Regions from separate parts of the Homo sapiens genome. Here region 2 is linked to region 1. A link is an interaction called in ENCODE POLR2A ChIA-PET data of the cell type or tissue named here. Cell type or tissue: PC-3. All regions are shown on one strand. Each heading gives the region's core, and the rest is flanking DNA. Links, peaks and the distances in the headings are about the cores only.

Region 1 (10,319 bases), core at 2,731-7,730:
CCTTTGACTGGACAACGCTAGTGCCAAGAAGCCTTGAAAGACTGTCCCTGAATTTTTATTTCACCCCAATTTTGTGAAGGGGCCTGAGAATGTGAAAGAACATAGCTTTGTTTTGTTTTGCTAATTACCTGGTGGCAGCATTTGGTCTCCTCTAAATTTCACTCTGGGTGGCAATGACTGTTTCAGGAAAAGAGCTGGGACTTGGAGGCTCTTTATCTTTGCCAGAGATGAGCAATTAAGAAATAGTTGCAGCCTGGGCCCTGGAAAGTTTGCAGTAGATCACTTTATCATTATTTCTTATGGGAGAAGTGCTTTCAATCTGAAAGATTTTATATGCCATTTGAATAGCTTAGACTTTATTCAGAAAACTTTAGGGAGCCATTGAAGGATTTTAAGTAAGTGGAATGAATGATGTTAGCAACAGTGAGGAAGATGAATTAGTTGCAAACAAAGCTGGATTCAGGAAAATCAGTTGGGAGAGTTATTGCAAGTATCCAGATACTATCAAACGAAGGGTCTAGGGTAGCAGTGGGATAGAGATGAAAGTTCAGATTTCAAACATATTTGGGGGATAAAAGGAACAGAATTTGGTAACCCATTAATTGTGCACAATAAAGAGAAAAGGAGAATGACATCCATAATTCTAACTTTGGGTGGGATTACAGAATGCTGGAAAATGAGAGATTTTGCGTAAATTGGAGCAATGAGATAGTTTTATTTTGGACATGTTGTGATTGCAGACGTAGCCGATATCCAGGTAGTTAAATTCTAGAAAATTGCATCTGCGTGCCTGGAATGTAGGAGAAATTAAAGCTGGGAAGATAGTTTGGGGCCATCACTACCTGAGAGCTGTGAATATAGACGAATTCACCTAATGAAGATTCGTAAAGTTAGTCAATAGTGGAGGTAAAAACAGAACCTGGAGTAACACCTTCACTTAAGGTGTGGGATGTGGAGACTATTTAGCAAATAATGTAGTTAAATAAATTGATTTGTGGTTGGGTCTGTTGGAAAGGCAAAGGCATCGAGGTTTTGAAGAGAGGAAGATGGTTACAGTGGTAGATCATATTGGCTAAAGAAAATGGTGAAGAAAAAGAATCCAAGAAAAGGCTAACATAATAACATAAAATCGATGAATAAAGTAACTAGAATTCCCCATTAGGTTGTGCTCCTGATGCACCACTCTTGTAGAAAGCAATGTAAATCTTGTTCCCTGGCATGGGTGCAATACAGTAGCTATATCTTAAGATAGTTCCGGCCACATAAAACACAATTTCAAAGGGCAACAGTCACAGTGTTTTTATGGAAATGGGAGCCCTTGGAGCATGACTAATAGAAATCCATATGAATGGTGCCCTGGGGAATTGAGCCATGGCATGGAGACCAGTTAGGAATTAGAATTATTTAATGTTGAGTTCCTAAATTATTAATTCATTCAAAAAGTGCTATTAAGTTCTTACTATGTGATGAGTGCTGTATTGGGTGCTGGGAGTAACTCTTCATCTGTGGTAGTTTGAAGTCCATCTCTTTATTGGGAGGATTGCGTAGGTGGTGTGTTCGCTTACTGATCTTTATAATGCTTGCTTTTACTTTTCTTCCTCCAATGCTAGAAAAAGAAGCTTTGACTAAGAAGGTACTTAGTCTTTGATTGGAGATCAGTTCTTAATGTAGCCTGCTTTTACTTTTTTCTTTTCTGTTTCTTCTTCCCACCCTCCATCACTCCCTTCCTTCTTTTCTTTGATCTTCAGACTATATATCAGACTTTGTAATTATTGCTTTGATTTCTATCATATTGTAGGGCAGGGGGGCAATACTGTTTGGTACAATTTTTCTGGCAGTGTTTCTTGTTGTTATTGTTCTCTTACTGAGATATTCAAGTAGTTATAAATGACTACTTGAAATTGGACTATGGGCATATTATTCATTGACTGTAAAATTTCTCAGGTTTATGTCTTACACTTGTAACTCTTCTTTGACCAAAGGATAAGAATAAAATAAAATAGAAGCAGGAAGCGTCACAATGGGCTGTTCAAACTAAGGAATACACAAAAGACCCGTCTTCTCTTTCCCACGGGGAGAGGGGTGTCCTTCACTATGTGATGGGGAAAAGGTCAGAGCAATCAGATTTGAAGTTCATCTGCTGGTCAATGTTGGCTCTGCCTAATCAAGCAAAGGAGAAAGTTCTTTCTTTCTCTAGTCACAGTCTGAGTTCAGCAAGTTATTGTCTATTTAGTAAATAGGCAATTGGAGAGGAGAATAAAACAAGGCAAGAATTAAATTATGCTTGAAGGCAGCATTAACTGCCAGAAGCCCAGACATGTCTAATTCCTAAGTGAATTGTATGAGCAGTCATTTCTGCAGAACCAAGACCCTAATTATGTCTCTATGTAGCCTCAGTATTATGTTGCATGTATGAACCTTTGTGCTTCTAACTTCAGGAAGGCCTTAATAAGTCAAAATGTATACTAAAAATGAAATAGGACTTGAAGACGTTCAGAAATGGAAACACTTCTAGAATACATTGTAAGTTATTTCCCTTTTAATACTAAATGAGAGAATGATGTAAAATGCACAGCTGTCAAATAATAATGGCTAATAAGGAAGCAGAAACACACACAGGTACAGTGACTTGTGAAAGGTTATACAGCTAGTAAAGTGGAAGAATCAATAATGAACTCAGATGACTTGACTCCATGGCCCAGCCTTTTAACGTTTTAGCTATGCTGCTTCCCAAGTGCTCACAATGTTTCTTATCTGTTGTTGTTATTATTTATTTCTGCCTCTGCCTTCTCATCTCACTTCTTCCCATCCTCCCCCATTCTTCTCCTCCCTCCTTCCCTTCCCTCTTCCTCTCTCCTTTCTCCTCCTTCTTTCCTCTTTTCTCCTTATGTGGGTAATACTGACTCATCAGAAACCTGTGCCCAAGGCTTACCCATCTGTTACTGTGTAACTACAGAGAAGGGATTTTTGTATTTAATTTGGTTACTAATTATTTATGGTATAGATCAGTGAAATCAACCTAAAATTTTTATATTCTTTCAAGTGAAAAGAAATGATTTGTATGATTTCCGAAAAGTGAGTGGGTTTTGAGGCCAACAGAACTGAGATTTAATTCTATCTCAACTATTTACTAGCTCTGCAAACATCACCAAAATGTCTAATCTCTTTTGAATCCCTATTTCTTTTTTGGTAAAATTAAGGTAATGGTACCTCCTTTATGAGTTTGCTGTGACGATGTGGTGAGGAGTGTATGTGATGTGGCTGAATGCTTACTGAATGCTTGTTTCTTTCCACATGGGTTTCTGAATAAATTAATATCAAATTATCTCAAATCAATTTTATAAAGTTTTAAGACTATATATATATATAATATCATCATATATTGTTCTATGTAGAACATAAAATATCATGAGTGCTTATAGGTCTAAACATTTTACCTGGTTGAAATAATAAGTAAACACAAAAGAAAAGATAAACAAACAAACAAAAACTATTGAGGGTGTGTATATGGCTAGAATTTAATCACAAAACCAGAGACCAAAATAGCCTAGTAAAAAAATGAATATAGAAATTTCAAATATGTTGGATATTCTATGGACTTTTTAAAGAACTAGTTTCTCTTTGGGAGGCCGAGATGGGCAGATCACAAGGTCAGGAGATCGAGACCATCCTGGCAAACACCATGAAACCCCGTCTCTACTAAAAACACAAAAAATTAGCCGGGTGCGGTGGCGGGCGCCTGTAGTCCCAGCTACTCGGGAGGCCGAGGGAGGAGAATGGTGTGAACCCGGGAGGTGGAGCTTGCAGTGAGCCGAGATCGCGCCACTGCACTCCAGCCTGGGCGATAGAGCGAGACTCCGTCTCAAAAAAAAAAAAAAAAAAAAAAAAAAAGAACTAGTTTCTACATTAAATGTTCCTAAAATCTACCCACATGCTCATTTTTTTTTTTTCTTGAATTAGACCCACACATTTTCTAGTGTCTTGCTGTCTCTATTGAGGTAGACCCTGTCTGGATTCTTCCTTTTATTAAACTAAGAGGCAATAGCTCAATGTTTTCTTAAAAAAATAAAAATGTGCAGGAAGATTACTTTTGTTTTCTTCCTTTTTTTTAAATTTTAGGTTGAATTCTCAGTATAAATGGTAACTTTTTTTTTTGATTCATGTATTTCACAGAATGTCATCTGGTAATGGAAATTCAGAATAATTTTTTTTCTATTCCTTTGTAAATAATAGGAAAATAAGTTAATAGTTTCTGTCTCAAAGCTCTTTATAAGTAATTTCATTTTCTTTAGCTAGAGAGCACATTATGAGGATTTAGTGCATCAAGATATAATATTATTTTTCTTTTTTGATTATTTCGAGACTGTTACCTGTTTTGAGAATTTGTGTTAGGAAAAGTGGCCACCATGAACTTAGCTTTCAAAATTGTTTTTGGACTTTCTTCAGCAAACCAAAGTATTGCACTTGCCTGTATTCAGAGCTAAAAAAATCTCATTTTACAAAAAATCAAGCTATGTTTGCTGAGAACAGAAGAAAATGTGTTTTCAAACATAGATCAAAATGAACTTGGTTTTAGTTCCTCTTTAAGATGGCTTTTTCTAAATGAATATTAGCTTATGATTGGTTGGGACTGAGAGTAGGGGGCATTTTGAATAATCAAGTCAGGGATTATTTAATCATCTTTTGCAACAAAGTATGATGATTTGTTTAGCTTTCAGTGGATGGGACCCTAATTGTAATAAGAGAATTTAGCTCCTCCTGCCTCAAACTTGATTTGAACCAAATGAACAGCTTCTAATAAACGACTCACATGCATGTGTATACATGTATATGTGTGCCCATGTGTGCATGTGCACACATACAATCTCTTATTTCAAAACCAGGTAGAATGTCTATTCTTTCTCCAGCAAAAGTGCTAGTCATTAGTATTGATCATGAAATATTTTCATTTGACTCTCTTTCCAGATACATATTAGGATTGTTACTTCCTCTTCTTTTTTGTGTTTGGTTAACCATATAAATAGATCTGGCCAAGGATTTGTGGGCAGAATTCATATGAGTGAATGGGAAGAAGATTTTTTTTTGACAGAGTCTCACTCTGTTGCCCAGGCTGGAGTGCAGTGGCATGATCTCGGCTCACTGCAACCTCTGCCTCCCAGGTTCAAGCGATTTTTCTGCCTCAGCCTCCCAAGTAGCTGGGACTACAGGCACACACCACCACGCCCGGCTAATTTTTGTGTATTTAGTAGAGACGGGGTTTCACCATATTGGCCAGACTGGTCTCAAACTCCCCACCTGACCTCAGGTGATCCACCCGCCTCGGCCTCCCAAAGTGCTGGGATTACAGGCGTGAGCCACTGTGTCCGGCTGGGAAGAAGATTTAATTGCATCTGTGAGTGCCTCAAGATCTTCTTGCCCTCCAGCACAATTACCATAGGAGATCATGGATGCCATGTCAGCCTGGGTCCCTGAGTAACTACAATGAGCAGAGTCCCCTGCTGACTTGTTGTGGATATTTAGCCAGAACAAGAGATTAACCTTTGTTGCCTTAAGCCACTAAGATGAAGGGGCTATTTGTTCTATATAACCTTTGCTATCCTGATTAATTTGGTAACACACCAATCATTGTTTGTCTAATTCAAGGACACAATTACAAGGATAATATTATTATTTTAATAATAGTATTGTTCAAGGAAAGAGTTAAAATAATAATTTGGGAGATTTAGACTTTATGTGCCACATTCATATTTGGTAAGTTTTATTTTAGCTTCCAAAATCTCTGACAGGCTTAGGTGTATTATCTACATTATCTTATTTAAGATTCACTAGTAGTTTTAGTAAAACGGAAGCATCAAGGTAAGAGTTCAAGTAAAATAGAGCAACCAGCCTTTTAAGAAAACCCTTCATGGGCTGTAAATTCCAGAGACCAGATCCTGTAAAAAGGCAGTTTCTGCTCTCAGCCTTACTGTTACCTCTGTTTCTGATTCTATATACTCATATAAGATTGAGTCCAGTGATGCTGAATCGGTTTTGTATGTAAAATTTCCATAAGAAGAAATATTGAACTGAATGTGTTTTCAAAAAATCAATGCATATCAAAGCATTCAGATATGGAAGAGTAGAATACTCTTATATAATATTATTTTTGAAATTTATTAAGTTGAACTGTGTGAAATTATTGACATTCAGCTGTTTTTGACCTTAAGAATCACAGTCTCACATGATTCAATGTAATATTCTAAGGAAATATATTTGAAACTCATATTTCCAAGTACTATAAAATCTATTCACACTAGATTATAACCTTTACATTATGGAAAATCATATTTAGCCACACATCTATGTTATATTTTCTTTATTCATTAGTTAACTAAAACTTTTCAAAATCCTGTTCTGATTACATACAGACTATGGAATAATTATTGCGTCTCAACTCCACAGACCAATGTGTTGCATCTGCATGTTACACAAATCTCTGCCTTTTAGACTTGTCATGTGTCCCTCTAAGACTGTCACTCCAGGTTTCCCTCTTCTTTGTTCACGTGAGCACATCATAACTGCTTCTCCTGCTGCTGAAGCTCTCTCTGGGGCCATGACATTCTAATAATGCATATTGATCCCTCACTTTATTCCCTATAACACAGTTAATATAAGGCTGAAACAGATTATAACTTTATAGAAGTCCTGCAGATAATTTAAGGGAATTACAGAGCAGAAAATAAAAACTCCATGCTTGGTAATCAGACAGTGCTGCTTCTAGAATCTCTTGGCTATCTTCTTAAAGAATTTCCTCTTGGCCATTTCACTTCTCAATACTTATAGGGCTCTGCTTACCGCTCCAGACAAATTCATTCTATTGGATATCCCCTCCCCTGTGGTATAGAGGCCACATTAGCAGACCAGTTGACACAATGATAATGTATGTGCAAACATACTCTCCCCCAAATGGAGATAGCTTTTTAAATCAGGGGTCCCCAACCCCTGGGCTGAAGACCAGTACTGGTCCATGGTCTGTTAGGATCCAGGCCGCACAGCAGGAGGTGAACGGTGGGTGAGTGAGCATTACTGCCTGAGCTCTGCCTCCAGTCAGATCAGTGGCGGCATTAGATTCTCATAGGAGCGGGAACCCTATTGTGAACTGTGCACACGAGAGACCTATGCTGCACACTCCCTATGAGAATCTAATGCCTGTTGATCTGAGGTGGAAGTGTTTCATCCTGAAACCATTCCCCCAGCTCTGTCCGTGGAAAAGTTATCTTCCATGAAACCGGCCCCTGGTGCCAAAAAGTTGGGGACTGCTGTTTTAAATGATTAACTGTGACACTGGCTGTCTTAGTCTGAAGCACATGCATTTGAATTGTTTCCTTATGTAAGGTTGTTCCCAAGAATGGTGGACAGGTACTTGACTTACATGTCTGTGAGTAAACAAGCAAATAAATAAACAAATACGCTCACCAAAGTAGTCACTTTCATAATGAAGGAGGTTTTACTACACTGATAAATTCTAGCTCCCATCCAGCATATCAAGTTATTTTGGATTCCTAAAATGTCTGGTTTTTCACCTTTAATTAAACAGCAACACAAGCATATGGAAAAAAAGTTAAACACTGATCATTAGAGAAATGCAAATCAAAAGCAAAATTAGATACTATTTCATACCAGTCAGAATGGCTATTATTGAAAAGTCAAAAAACAACAGATGCTGGTTAAGTCATGGAGAAAAAGGAACACTTACACACCGTTGGTTGGATTGTAAATTTGTTTAATCATTGTGGAAAGCAGTGTGTGGCAATTCCTCAAAGAGCTAAAAGCAGAAATAACATTTGACCCAGCAATCCCATTACTGGGTATATACCTAGAGGAATATAAATCATTCTATTATAAAAACACATGCAAGTGAATGTTCACTGCAACACTATTCACAATAGCAAAGACATGGAATCAATGTAACTGCCCATCAATGACAGAATGGATACATATACACCATAGAATACTACACAGCCATAAAAAAGAATGAGATTATGTCTTTTGTGGGAACATGGATGGAGCTGGAGGATATTATCCTTAGCAAACTAACGCAGGAACAGAAATCCAAATACTGCATGTTCTCACTTATAATGGGAGCTAACTGATAAGAGCTTATGAACACGAAGGAAACAACAGACACTGGGGCCTACCTGAAGGGGGAGGGTGGGAGAAGGGAGAGGAACAGGAAGATAATTATTGGGTACCGGGCTTAATACCTTGGTGATGAAATATTCTGTACAACAAATCCCCATGCCACATGTTTACTTATGTAACAAATCTTCACATGCATCCCCCATCCTAAAATAAAAGTTTAAAAACAAAACAAAAACAACAAAAATGCTTCTCACATCTTGCAGCTGTTTGTTCATAACCACTCTAGTTTTGCTATTTTCATAAGCTCCCGACATCAGCAAGCCCTTGAGTATCTTCTGAGAAAAATGCTACGTATGAAATATTGCCCTAAAGCTAGGTAGAAAATAAAGTTTATTGGGATATCTTACTATATAAAGAAATCCATTTTCAAAATTGGAAACTGTGAGTATAAATATGATGATTTTTTTCAAGGAATTTCTCACGAATGTCAAAGTTTGTAATATGTCAGTGGCCCCTTCAATTTCCCTTTGCCTATTCTTCTGTTTTGTTTTGAGATGGAGTCTCGTTCTGTGGACCAGGCTGGAGTGCAGTGGCACCATCTTGGCTCACTACAACCTCCGCCTCCTGGGTTCAAGCAATTCTCCTGTCTCGGCATGCATAGTAGCTGGGATTACAGACACCTGCCACCACGCCCAGCTAATTTTTGTATTTTAGTAGAGATGGGGTATCACCATGTTGGCCAGGCTGGTCTCAAACTCCTGACCTCAAGCGATCCACCTGCCTTGGCCTCCCAAAGTGCTGGGACTACAGGTGTGAGCCACTGCGCCTGGCCCTGTTGCCTATTCTTGAGAAGCTATTTCTTTTAGTGAGGGCATTTTTTATGATATCTAGTTATAAATATATATATATAAAATATACACATATTTTTATATATAAAATATATATAAATATACACATATCTTATATATAAAATATATAAATATACACATATTTTATATATAATATATATTATATATATGAAATATACACATATTTTTATATATATAATATATATATTATATATAATATATGCATATATTATATATAAAATATATATATTATATATAAAATATGCATATATTATATATAATATATATAATATAAAATATATAATATATATTATATATTATATATAATATATATTATATATAATACATATATATAATATATAATATATATAAAATATAATATATATATTATATAATATATATATAAATATATATAATATATATATAATATATATATTATATATAAAATATATATTATATGTAAAATATATAATATATATAATATATATATTATATGTAAAATATATATTATATATAAAATATATAATATATAAAATATATATTATATATAAAATATATAATATATAAAATATATAATATATATAAAATATATAATATATATAAATATATATTATATATAAAATATATAATATATATAAATATATATTATATATAAAATATATAATATATATAAATATATATTATATATAAAATATATATTATATAACATATATAATATATATAAAATATGTACATATTAGTCAGACTATACTGACTTTTGTTGAACTTGTGTAGTTTGCATACTGCACTTCATGAAGCTTCAAAATAGGAAAATATATTTTATATATATTATATATATTATATATAATATATAATATATATTATATATAATATATAATATATATTATATATAATATATATAATATATATATACACACACTATACAAATACACTATAGATATGCTATATATAAATATATATGTACTATACATACTATATATAAATATACACTATAAATATATAGTACATATAGTATATAGTGTGTGTATGTACATATATGTGTGTGTACACACATATGTATGTGTATAAATTCATCTTAGCTCTCATTTGTGTCATTTCTACCACACTTTGAGAACCTGATGAATGGATTTAACTTAAACACAACTTTGGTTTAATAACTACTGTTTCATGTTCAGTACATGATTCTGAATGAACAGGCAAGGCAACAAGGTCATATATAAGCAGGGCAGGGTAAGAATTGCTTTCCTATTTTGAAGCTTCATGAAGTGCAGTATGCAAACTACACAAGTTCAACAAAAGTCAGTATAGTCTGACTACAGAAAAAATAATGATTTTGCTGAATAGTGTCTC
Region 2 (10,319 bases), core at 2,616-7,615, 77 kb after region 1:
TGCTAGAGGACTTTGACTATTTTGATAATGGTGGTTACTCCTTCTAAGAGTACAAAACTTACCACAATCCTGTAAGGCAAGAGAAACTACTCAGTATTTCTCATGCACTAGGTAGCATCATCCACTTAGTAGACACCTATCTAATTTTTAGAAAACATACATACATAAGAAGAAAGTTATTTTTGTAATATGAATCTTGAACTTTCAAGTCTATAATGTGATGTCGAATGCTCCGGGATACTTGCTGGTCCATGAAGCTAAACAGTCCATGAGTTGAAGCCTTCACTGTTTCCTAGACTTCACTCAAAGGGTTAATTTTATTTATCAGAATCCTCTGTGTTTGGCAGCTTGTGGCACTATTGCACGTGTCCTTAGAAACATTAGAAATGCCCACAATATAATTCTTTCCCTGATCAAAATTCCACTCAAATGAAAACCAGGGATGTAGTTTTCTTCCAACCAAAATTAACTTTGCAACTGTGTCGTCCAGATGTACAACATCTTTGACAGTTTGTTTATGGATTGTACACAAGTACTGCTTTGGAAAAAAAAGAGAAGCTGTTGTTTTGGCAGTTGACTGTCAATGCATTTGGGTAGTTGTTTGTGGAACCTTTACTGGAAATCTGAACATCTGACTGACTCAGAGGATGGCTTTGTTTGGTTCTCTGCCAATCAGATCCTCCTAAGCCCTCAGAATCTTATACACAATTTAGCTTGCTATCACGTTCTATTAAGATACAGCTGTAGTTTGGTGGAGTATGTGTGGCATTTCAAATTATATACTCTAAGAATGGCACATCCAACTTAGTTAATCATGATTCCGGGCATTGCTCTGAATTTCAATGATTTTCTTGCAGAAGAAAAGAGAAGGGATATGAATTTTCCACTATTTTCTTGCTGTTGATGAGTTTGTAACCGCATCAAAAGTCATTTAGAGTCATCTTGTTATTTTAATAGGTTATACCTGCAATGTCATACAATAAAATAATCAACTCATGACTTCTCAGTGACCAAACATCCAGTAAAATGAGTCTTAAAAAAGTTAAATTGAGTCGTATCATTTGCAGAAAAATTGTAAGAATGTTATTAGTGGAGACAGTTTAATTCATCCAAAAGTTTCATTTAAAACACTTTGCCTGTGTCTTAGTCAGCTCAGGCTGACATATACTGCGTGGCTTAAACAACATAAATTTATTTTCTCACCATTCTGGAGCTAGAGGTCCAAGATCAAGATGCCACCATGGTTGGGTTTTGGTGGGGGCACTCTTCCTGGCTTATAGATGCTGTCACATGGTGGGAGTGTGGGAGTAGGGGGCTGAGGAGGTGGGAGTGAGGGTGAGTGGGAGAGACAGCAAGACTAACCTCTCTGGTGTGTCTTCAACTACAATTTTATTTTATTTTATTTTATATTTTATTTTATCTTATCTTATCTTATTTTATTTTATTTTACTTGAAACAAAGTTTCACTCTATGCCCAGGCTGAAGTGTAATGTTGCGATCTTGGCTCACTGCAGCCTCCACCTCCCAGATTCAAGTGATTCTTGTGCCTCAGCCTCTCTAGTAGCTGAGATTACAGGCGTGCATCACCACCCCTGACTAATTCTTATATTTTTAGTAGAGACAGGGTTTCATCATGTTGGCCAGGCTGGTCTCAAGTTCTTGGCATCAAGTGATTCACCCACCTTGGCCTCTCAAAATTCTAGGATTACAGGTGCGAACCACCATGTCTGGGCAACCTTTTGTTTGTTTCGTTTTGTTTTTCATTATTTTTGTAGAACTGTGGTCTCACTATTTTGCCCAGACTAGTCTTAAACTCCTTACCTCAAGCGTTCCTCCCACCTTGGCCTTTCAAAGTATCGGGATTACAGACATGAGCAACCATGCTGTGCCTGGTGTCTCTTCTTAGATTAGTGAAGGGCACCAATCCCATCATAGGGGACCCACCCTCAGAACTTCATCTAAAACTAATTATCTCCTAAAATCCCTATCTCCAAATCAAGTACTCATCACATCATTGGAAGTTAAGGCTTCAACATATGAATGGGGGGACGCATGATTCAGTCCATAGCAGCCTGCTTTGTCACTATTTATACAAACCCCAGCTTCTTGCTCTGAATGTGTAGACTATCCGGAGTCTTTCAAGCCTTTTCAGTCAATGGTATAAGACTCTTAACTAAAATTGATTTCATTTGACTTTAAACTAAATAGTATAAAATATGTAGCCTTCATCCTTGGGGGAACATGGACACTAATAGGGTAAATAAATATTTATAAAATAATGGAGTAATAATTATTACTGGGCCCAAAATAGACATAGACTAAAACAAACCAAAGTAAGTTTCCAGGTGAAAAATTCAAAGTCATTGATATAAGAAGCCAGAGCCATTTCAGTGCTTGGAAGCTGAACCATTCATCTGATGAGCTAATAAACACCAGAGGTTTTGACATTGTGTAGGCATATTTTAGCTCACTAGTAAGTGTGATTTATAATTTATTAGGCTCATCCCCAGAATAGCACAAAGAGTGGTTCAAACAAACCATTGTGGTAGGTCTATGGTGTACTTATCACTCTGGAAGCGGAACACCTGCCTACAGGCTACAGAAAGGGCCCTAAGTTAGAACCTTTAAAACCCACCCACCCATCTCTTCAGTGTCCACTTCCAGCTCAGCAGTCAGTGTGGAGAGCGCACATGTCAACAGACCAAATAGGCCCTAGCTGGCTGGGTCAGCCCGTGAATTTTCCTAGAAGCCTATCTGCCACATCACAGCTGCCAGTACTGGTTGTACAATTCTTTGGCTTTCATCCAAGCAATAGTTAATGATCTGAGATTAGGGATTTTTTCCAAGACATTCAGATGCACCATTGTTCATGTCTCACAGGGTGCCTAAACTTAAGAGCAGTTGTGAAAATAAGTGCTCAAACTTTTAGTAACTCATATCTACCTAGGAGATAGATAGTGACTTTGAAATAAGCTTTTACTTTTCTTAATGTACTATTGACTCTGCTCTCTTGTGAAGATTTGAGTTCAAGTTCAGATTCTGCCACTTATCTATGGATCACTACTCAGAAAATCACTTAACTTTTTGATCCTTATTTATTCATTCATTTCTTTATTCACAGTTATATTAATATTAGACATTTACTAGTTTTGAACCAAATACTTGAGACTATATTATTCAATCTAGTATATTAGTTGCTATTTTAAAAAATCACTCCAGCTGCATAAGTAGCACTCTAGCTCGTATTATATTAAATATTTTATTTTAATTGAATCAACTGATTAATTCATCTAAGACAAGTTTCATTTTCTATTAATTTGCCCTCTACTCATCTTCAATATATTGGATCATTCTTTTAGCATAATTAATTAAGCCAACCTATTGTTTTTATTTTAGACACAAACATATAGAATGAAATAAACCTTGGAGTATTCTATAGGCAAGGATCTGTCTTCAGTCCTGTGAACTCACATTCACTTTTAATTAAGTCCTTGGCATTTAAATGTATGTCCCTCCCTAGAACAGTGATTCTCTAAGTGTGGTCCCTGAACTATCGACATCAACAGCATCTAGGAACTTGCTGGAAATATAAAATCTCACCTCCCCCAAGACCCTGGAAACCAGACCTATTAAATCAGAAACTTTGGTGGTGGGGCCAGGTTAGTGATATGTATTTTAACAAGTCTTCTAGGTTGATCTGATGCATGTTAAAGTTAGAAAACCACTGGCCTAGAATATAAGTGGCATGAGGCCTGAGGTCATGTCTCTTACTCACCAATGAATTCCCCAGTGCCTAGAAAAGTGCTTACATGTCATAGATACAGAATAAATAGTCACTGAATAAGTAAATAAATAAACATGCTTTTATCAATATATTGGAAAGAGGATTATGAGGACTAGCTCACAACTAGCAAACAAGAATAGGAGAGATAACAAACATAAACGACGATAATGTCAGAATCCAGAATGTTCTTAAAGCATGGTTTGATAGATCCAGTAAGAATAAATTTACCATGAGTGACATCAATTTTTGTATATTTGGATAAAAAATGCTTCTGCACTAATATATACTATGAATATATGATTTGATATAATATGAAAAAAATGAATTGGATTTTAACTTAAAATTCATTTGACATGAGTAAATAGTGGGTATAGCTGGAAGAAAACATGCTGATGTAATCTCTAGCTGCATTCTAAGAAGTGTGATATTCTATCTTGAACAAGGAAGGCTCCAATCCTCACTATACTGGTCAGACTTCACTTGAACTATTGAGTTCATTTCTGAGAGGAGAAACACACTAAAAGCATTAAAAGGGGAAATAACTATGATCCATCCATTTATGTTTTTTTAAAAAATAAATAAACGAAAACACTAGTAACTGGGACTAAACACTCAGAATACAAGCAGGAAAAAGACACAGTCACTGATTTTAAGGAGCTCACATATGACAGAGGAGCCAGGCACCTGTGACATATATGAAGCATGGAGCTCTCATCAGGTAGCGTGACTGCTATAGGGAAGGCTTGGTCAACAGGCTCTGTGGGTCAGGAAATTTACTGGTCTGAAAAACAATGTTCTTTCAGGCACAGTTTTAAAAATTGGAAATCTCCAGCCTAGAGAAAGTAGGCAAAGTAATAGCTGTCATAAAATATTTGAAGTGCTGTCATAAAGGTTCCAAGTAGCACATAGGATTGCGATGGACATAACTCTGGGAAGATAGAAAGTTTGACATAAGAAAAAACTTTCAAAAACTGAAAACTGCCAAAACTTGGAAAGAATTTCTTGAGGGAGAAAAAGGGAACATAAGCTAGAGACTACGCTAAGGAAGAATTTAGCTTTGGAAAGTGATTGGAGTTTATAACTTTTATGTTCCCCTTTACTTGGAGATTCTATATAATTTACTGTGTTTCTAGTTAGGACAGAGAGAAAACTAATTGGTTTCGTTTTCTTCCAGTTTATTTTAAAGGCAAATATCTTTTAAATGTCTTTAGTTTTATTTAACCCAGAAGTCCTTTGACTTAGGGTTTATTTAACCTAGAAGTCCCAAATTCAATAGGTAGAGGACAAGCGAGTCATGTAAAATAGACATCCAGGTGACAAGAGAAGAGTGGAGAAGGGTGAAGAGTGGAACTGGAGTATAGATCAAAACTTCAGGGTGGAAGGAAGCAAAATCTATCCATAACTCGGGGACAAATCTAGGAGAATGTGGACAGCCAGGCAAAGAAATATAGTTTGACATCAGAGGGGACTACTGGAGTTTCTTCAGTATAGGATGATGTGATGAAATCAGCATTTTAGGAAGACTAGGCTGTCAGTTAAGTACTGTGAGGATTCAACTATTAAATAGGAGCCAGATGTGAAGTTTAGAAAGTAAAGGTGGAAAAAGAGGGCAATACATGACCCATTGACAAACAAGGTTCATCAGGACTTGTTCACTGACTGCAATTGCAGTTGAAAAAAAAAGGAAGGATCCAAAATTATCGGACGATTTCAAGTCTGTGGACTAAGAGAATGGTGATACCATTGACAGAACAGAGGAGTTGGTAAGGTATTTTATGGAATCTAGATGCGAACATCCTGAAAGCATTTGAAAAGTTTCTGTGTCATTTCCTTCCTGATGATTTCCTCTTAGATTAGGAGAGATGCATTCCTGAAGAGAATGATTCAGAGATGTGCAGAGTTATAGCCCTAGTGAGTGAAAAGCTTTTCTTCCATTTCATTTCTATTGTCTGAAGAGACAATCATTAAACTACCTTAGCTTCTTATCACTTCATCTTTTGTTAACTTTCTATTTATTCTTTTAAATTAATAACAGCAAAATAATTTTTTGACGTTTTTAGATGTTGTCACTATTTCATTGTTGTTTGCAGCAAGTCATGCACTGGTTTTCAAAGTGAGTAAGTTTCTTTAAGGTCTTTAAAATTACATTATAATATTGTTTAGTTTTTTGTATATTAAATTTGTATATTAAAAATAATACTCTATGTTAAAGAGAATGTGGTATAATGGTATTTCTCTTACATGACCAGTCACTTCTTTCACAAAATATTTAATATGAAGAATTTCCTTCGTGTATAAAAGAAAATCACATATACTGTTAGCAATTTTCAAGTAATGGACAATCTTATCTCTTCCCTACCTACTTAGCCCCTATCTCAAATTATTTTAAAGAAAATTCTATACAGCATATTATCTCTAAACATTTCAGTATGCATCTATAAAATATATGAAATCATTTGAAAATATAATCACGATGTCATATTGCATCTAACAAAATTAAAATTCCAAAATATCATGAATACCCAGCTATCTTATAGTTCTATAATATATTTTTTGCTTCTAAATCCAAATTAGGTCTATACATTGTATTTTATTGGGATATTTCCTAAATATTTTAAAATCTATATATACTCCTCTGATATCTCTATTCCTTTTTTCTTTTGGTTAAAGGGACTGTATTTTGTCCTATAGAATTCTTCACAGTCTGAATTTTTCTGATTGCATCACCCATGGGTGTCATTCTACCGTTGTCTCTTTCCTCTATATTTCATTTAAGTTATTAGACAGTTGGAGTAGTTAAATCAGTGTCAGGTTCAATTTTCTTTCAGGCAAAATTACTTCTTAGGTGGTGTTTTGCCCCATTAGAAGATACATGATGTCTGGTTGTCCCTCTTTTTGTGATGTTAGCAGCCTTTGATGATTATTTTCATAGTGTAAATTTTTACACAAGACATTATTCACAAAGACAATGCTAAACATTTTCAGCACCTACATTGCTTTCATGGAGCTTTGAAAGAATTACCAATAATTTCAACTCTTCCTTATTTATCTCTTATAACATATTTTTGTGTCCTAAATAATTCATTTAACAAGTAATTTAAGAATAAAAATTTTTTTAATAATATAAAAGTTAGAAAACAGTATTTGGTTATTTGAATAATTATATACAGTAGGTGTGCAGTTTCACAGAGCTCATTTACCTGTAAGTATTTTCTGTTTCCTTTGTTTCTTCCATGTCATCAATTATTCCTTTAAATAAAGTCTTGCCATTTTTTGTCAAACTCATTCCACTGATGTTACAGACGGCGAATGTTCACTGACATTGGGAAGGCTGAAAGTTCTAATTTGCTTATTTATGTTTTAGTTTTCTACAGTGATCAAGCTGCCCTGCTGGGTTTTCTAGGTCGTTGATAACCTCAGTCCACACTTTGGAAATAAGAATCTCTTATTTCATATTCAATATTTTGTTTCCTAATATAATTTTATTTAAAATTTATACATAATTTTGACAACCAAAGTTTAATAATTTATATGTTCATAATAAGATAAGAATGTGACTTAAATTTTTGTTTTCATATTTCTTTGACTACCAATACACTTGGCTTATATTTGGCTCATATTCATTAAAAATGCCACTTCCATATAACTTCCTGCATTTTAAACATTTATTTGCTCTTTATCTCTGCATAGGTAAAGTACATACTTTTAGGTTCTTATATTGCTCATTTATGGAGCTTTTAAGGCAAACACATTCACTCCCCTCTCATTTTCTTTCCATGGTTATATCATTCTGACTAAAATTGCTGGTAAGAAAAGCATGGGCTAGCATGATAAGCCCTGGAAAAATAAAACTGTTTTTTCTTAATCATTTGAGAACTGGCCAAGGATTCTAAAATTAAAGAAACAAATAAATCAGACAAATAAACTCCAGCAAATATTTATATTTGGAAACAATTTCTTTTAAAAATATTAATATTGCATTGCTCTGTTTTTAAATTGACCTTTCTCTCTAATCAGGCTCCATTTAATCGTAAAAAGAGGAAAAAAGAAGAATTATCAGGCCATTCAGTGACCTTTAGAAATATCTATTCACCTCCTGTAACCTTTATAATTTATTGCTTTTTGTTGTTGTTTTTGTTGTTTCATGAGGTGTGAGAGCAGGAGAAGGTCTGTCTGAAGAAATGAGGCAGACTGAAGATGACAAATTATTATGTCAGAGAGAGAGCTCAAATAAGAAACACCATCATAGAATGGCCAGATGGTCTGGATAATGACACTGTATATACCCAAAGAAAACCACAGCTGTTTATAAATGTATCTGTTGACAAATGTTCATTTTGAATGGAAACCTACTCCAATGAACCAATGAGACTATTTAATTGAAGTTTAATATGAAAGAGGAAGAAATTTAATAATAGAACAGAACTTTAAAGAACTATCAGCTTTCAGCTCAGCACGCACCCTAGTTCCTTGAATGTATTTTTATTATATGCTAGTTAGGGCTAATTATAACCAAATGTTTGAGTATATATTCCATGTACTTGGTCTCAACATCGTATTTGTGTCCCATGTGGTAAAGAGTTTTCCACTCAAAACTTTAATTACTCTTATGCATGTGCGTGAGTGGACAGGATGTATGTATCTATGGAAATTAATAGGCCTTTGAGTCTTGTCCTGATTCCCAAGGAATAACTTATACCCACAGGAAGCCATCAACTGCTGCCTTTTCTCTAAGATAATAAAATGCCCTCATCTGTCTCATAGAAGCAGGGCCACATGTTGTTTTTGGAATTCACAAAATTCTTCAAGACCTATAGCTTTAATGACTTTAAAAACAAGGGTTTATTCCCATAAAGCCTCACTCTTTCCTGTACATAGACCAGGCAGATCTGCCAATTTTTCAGCATGATCAGAAAATTCTAGAGCTGAAAGAATATCTGAAGTTCTGTTGATTTAGCCCCCATGTTTCTAGCCAGGTGAATGATTTCCAAGACATATATCACTGATGTAGTTACAGATGTAATTGGTGCAGTGAGCACACGAGATGTTTTTACTCAACTAATTCTTCTCTGAGGAAAATAGAAATTATATTCACTTAAACAACACATTTAACTCAAAGGATAAATGCTTGAGGGGATGGATACTCCCTTCTCCATGATGTGTTTATTTCACATTGCCTGCCTGTATCAAAACATCTCATGTATCCCATAAATATACACACCTATGTACCCACAAAAATTTAAAAAAATAAAGAACCAAACAACACATTAATGTGATTTTCCACACAATTGAACAGAATAAAGCATTTATATAGTAGAAAAATAGTAGCGAATTATCACTTTTCTGCTTAGATTATTTCTTGCTTTGAGATGAGTTTTCTGTTGTTATCATCGCTGCTCAACGCTAACAGAAGCTCCTGTGTTGGTGTTTGTTAATCTCCCGCATTATGTGTATCGCTAATGTCCTACCTTGAAAATTTTCCCATCACTTTTCTGTTCAATGAAAATATTTTTTTCCATGAATCTCAACCAACTTGTGATAAATTTTGCAATGGAACTTTTCCATTGTTAAACATTGAATAATTCTAAACACATTTAAGATAGCAGCCATTTTTAACCAAAGATTCTCCAAGTCACAAATGGTTACGGCTGATCCCCCTAGCAGTGTGTGTTTGCCCAGATAATCTGAAATCACTAATGAATATCTCTAGTACATGCAGAGATTTCAGTAACAGACTGTGTAAACTTAGATTTTAAATAAATGTCAGTTTTATTCTACAAACTACCTTCATCGGTTCTCCTTTGGTTTGTCCACATGTCTCAGTGTTTTTTGGACTAGACAAACTTTTCTGTTACAATTCTTAAGCCTCTACCTTACAGTATGCAGGGTAGTTGAAGCACCTCTTTTAATTTTACTGTTAATTTTATAGGTAAATTAAATTATTGCTTATTTTTCTTCTTCAGGTGATGTAAAACAAATATTAATTTTCCCATTGACTGCTCATATAAAGTCTTTATTGTGTTTGGAGGAAAATTTTTCCATTGGATCAGTTTCCTCAACTCTTCAGTTTGTCTTGGCTATGAGGCACAGAAACATTAGCTCAGTTAAAATTAAAACCCTTAATGTAATGCTAATTCTACCAGGTAACTAAATGGTTTGTACATAAAAGACACTCCAGTCATTTCAGAGCAATTTATGTCAACTCATGCCTAATGCATGTCAGTGTATTTGTGAAAGTTTCTTGATATGGATGCCATTGCCACAGTTCCCGTTGGGAGCATAAACAAATAACAACAAAGATTATTGTTAATTAACAACAATTTACAACAAGAAAGAAGATTTTATTGTTTTTAGAGTCCTACAAGTGCAATAACCACAGTTCTCATTCCTCCTTATCCCTTTGGTGTTTTCAATTCCACTTGGAACTCATTATCTCAACAAAGTCACTTGGACATGTTGGCCCCTTTGATAACTACAGGAGACCAAAACATATTCTAACTGAAAAAGTGAAAATTTCTTTTTGAATCATCTGGCT

Evidence for each region. Peaks named below come from ENCODE experiments on the same cell type or tissue, not always from the same donor. Only the 100,000 strongest peaks of a DNase experiment are listed, where the experiment ranks them.
Region 2: POLR2A ChIA-PET joins it to region 1 with 11 read pairs; 2 of 35 experiments call an interaction of 5 or more read pairs at or near these places.

Annotation. Positions count from the first base shown.
Region 1 is chr1:215,200,174-215,210,492 of GRCh38, forward strand. All of the region lies in intron 6 of KCNK2 (potassium two pore domain channel subfamily K member 2), which reads left to right. Among named protein-coding and RNA genes, the nearest start is that of KCNK2, 120 kb to the left of the region's middle. In PC-3, for the core only: no CTCF peak of the experiment used is centred there; no DNase peak of the experiment used is centred there.
Region 2 is chr1:215,277,128-215,287,446 of GRCh38, forward strand. No RefSeq gene overlaps it. Among named protein-coding and RNA genes, the nearest start is that of KCNK2, 200 kb to the left of the region's middle. In PC-3, for the core only: no CTCF peak of the experiment used is centred there; a DNase peak (open chromatin) is centred at 5,634.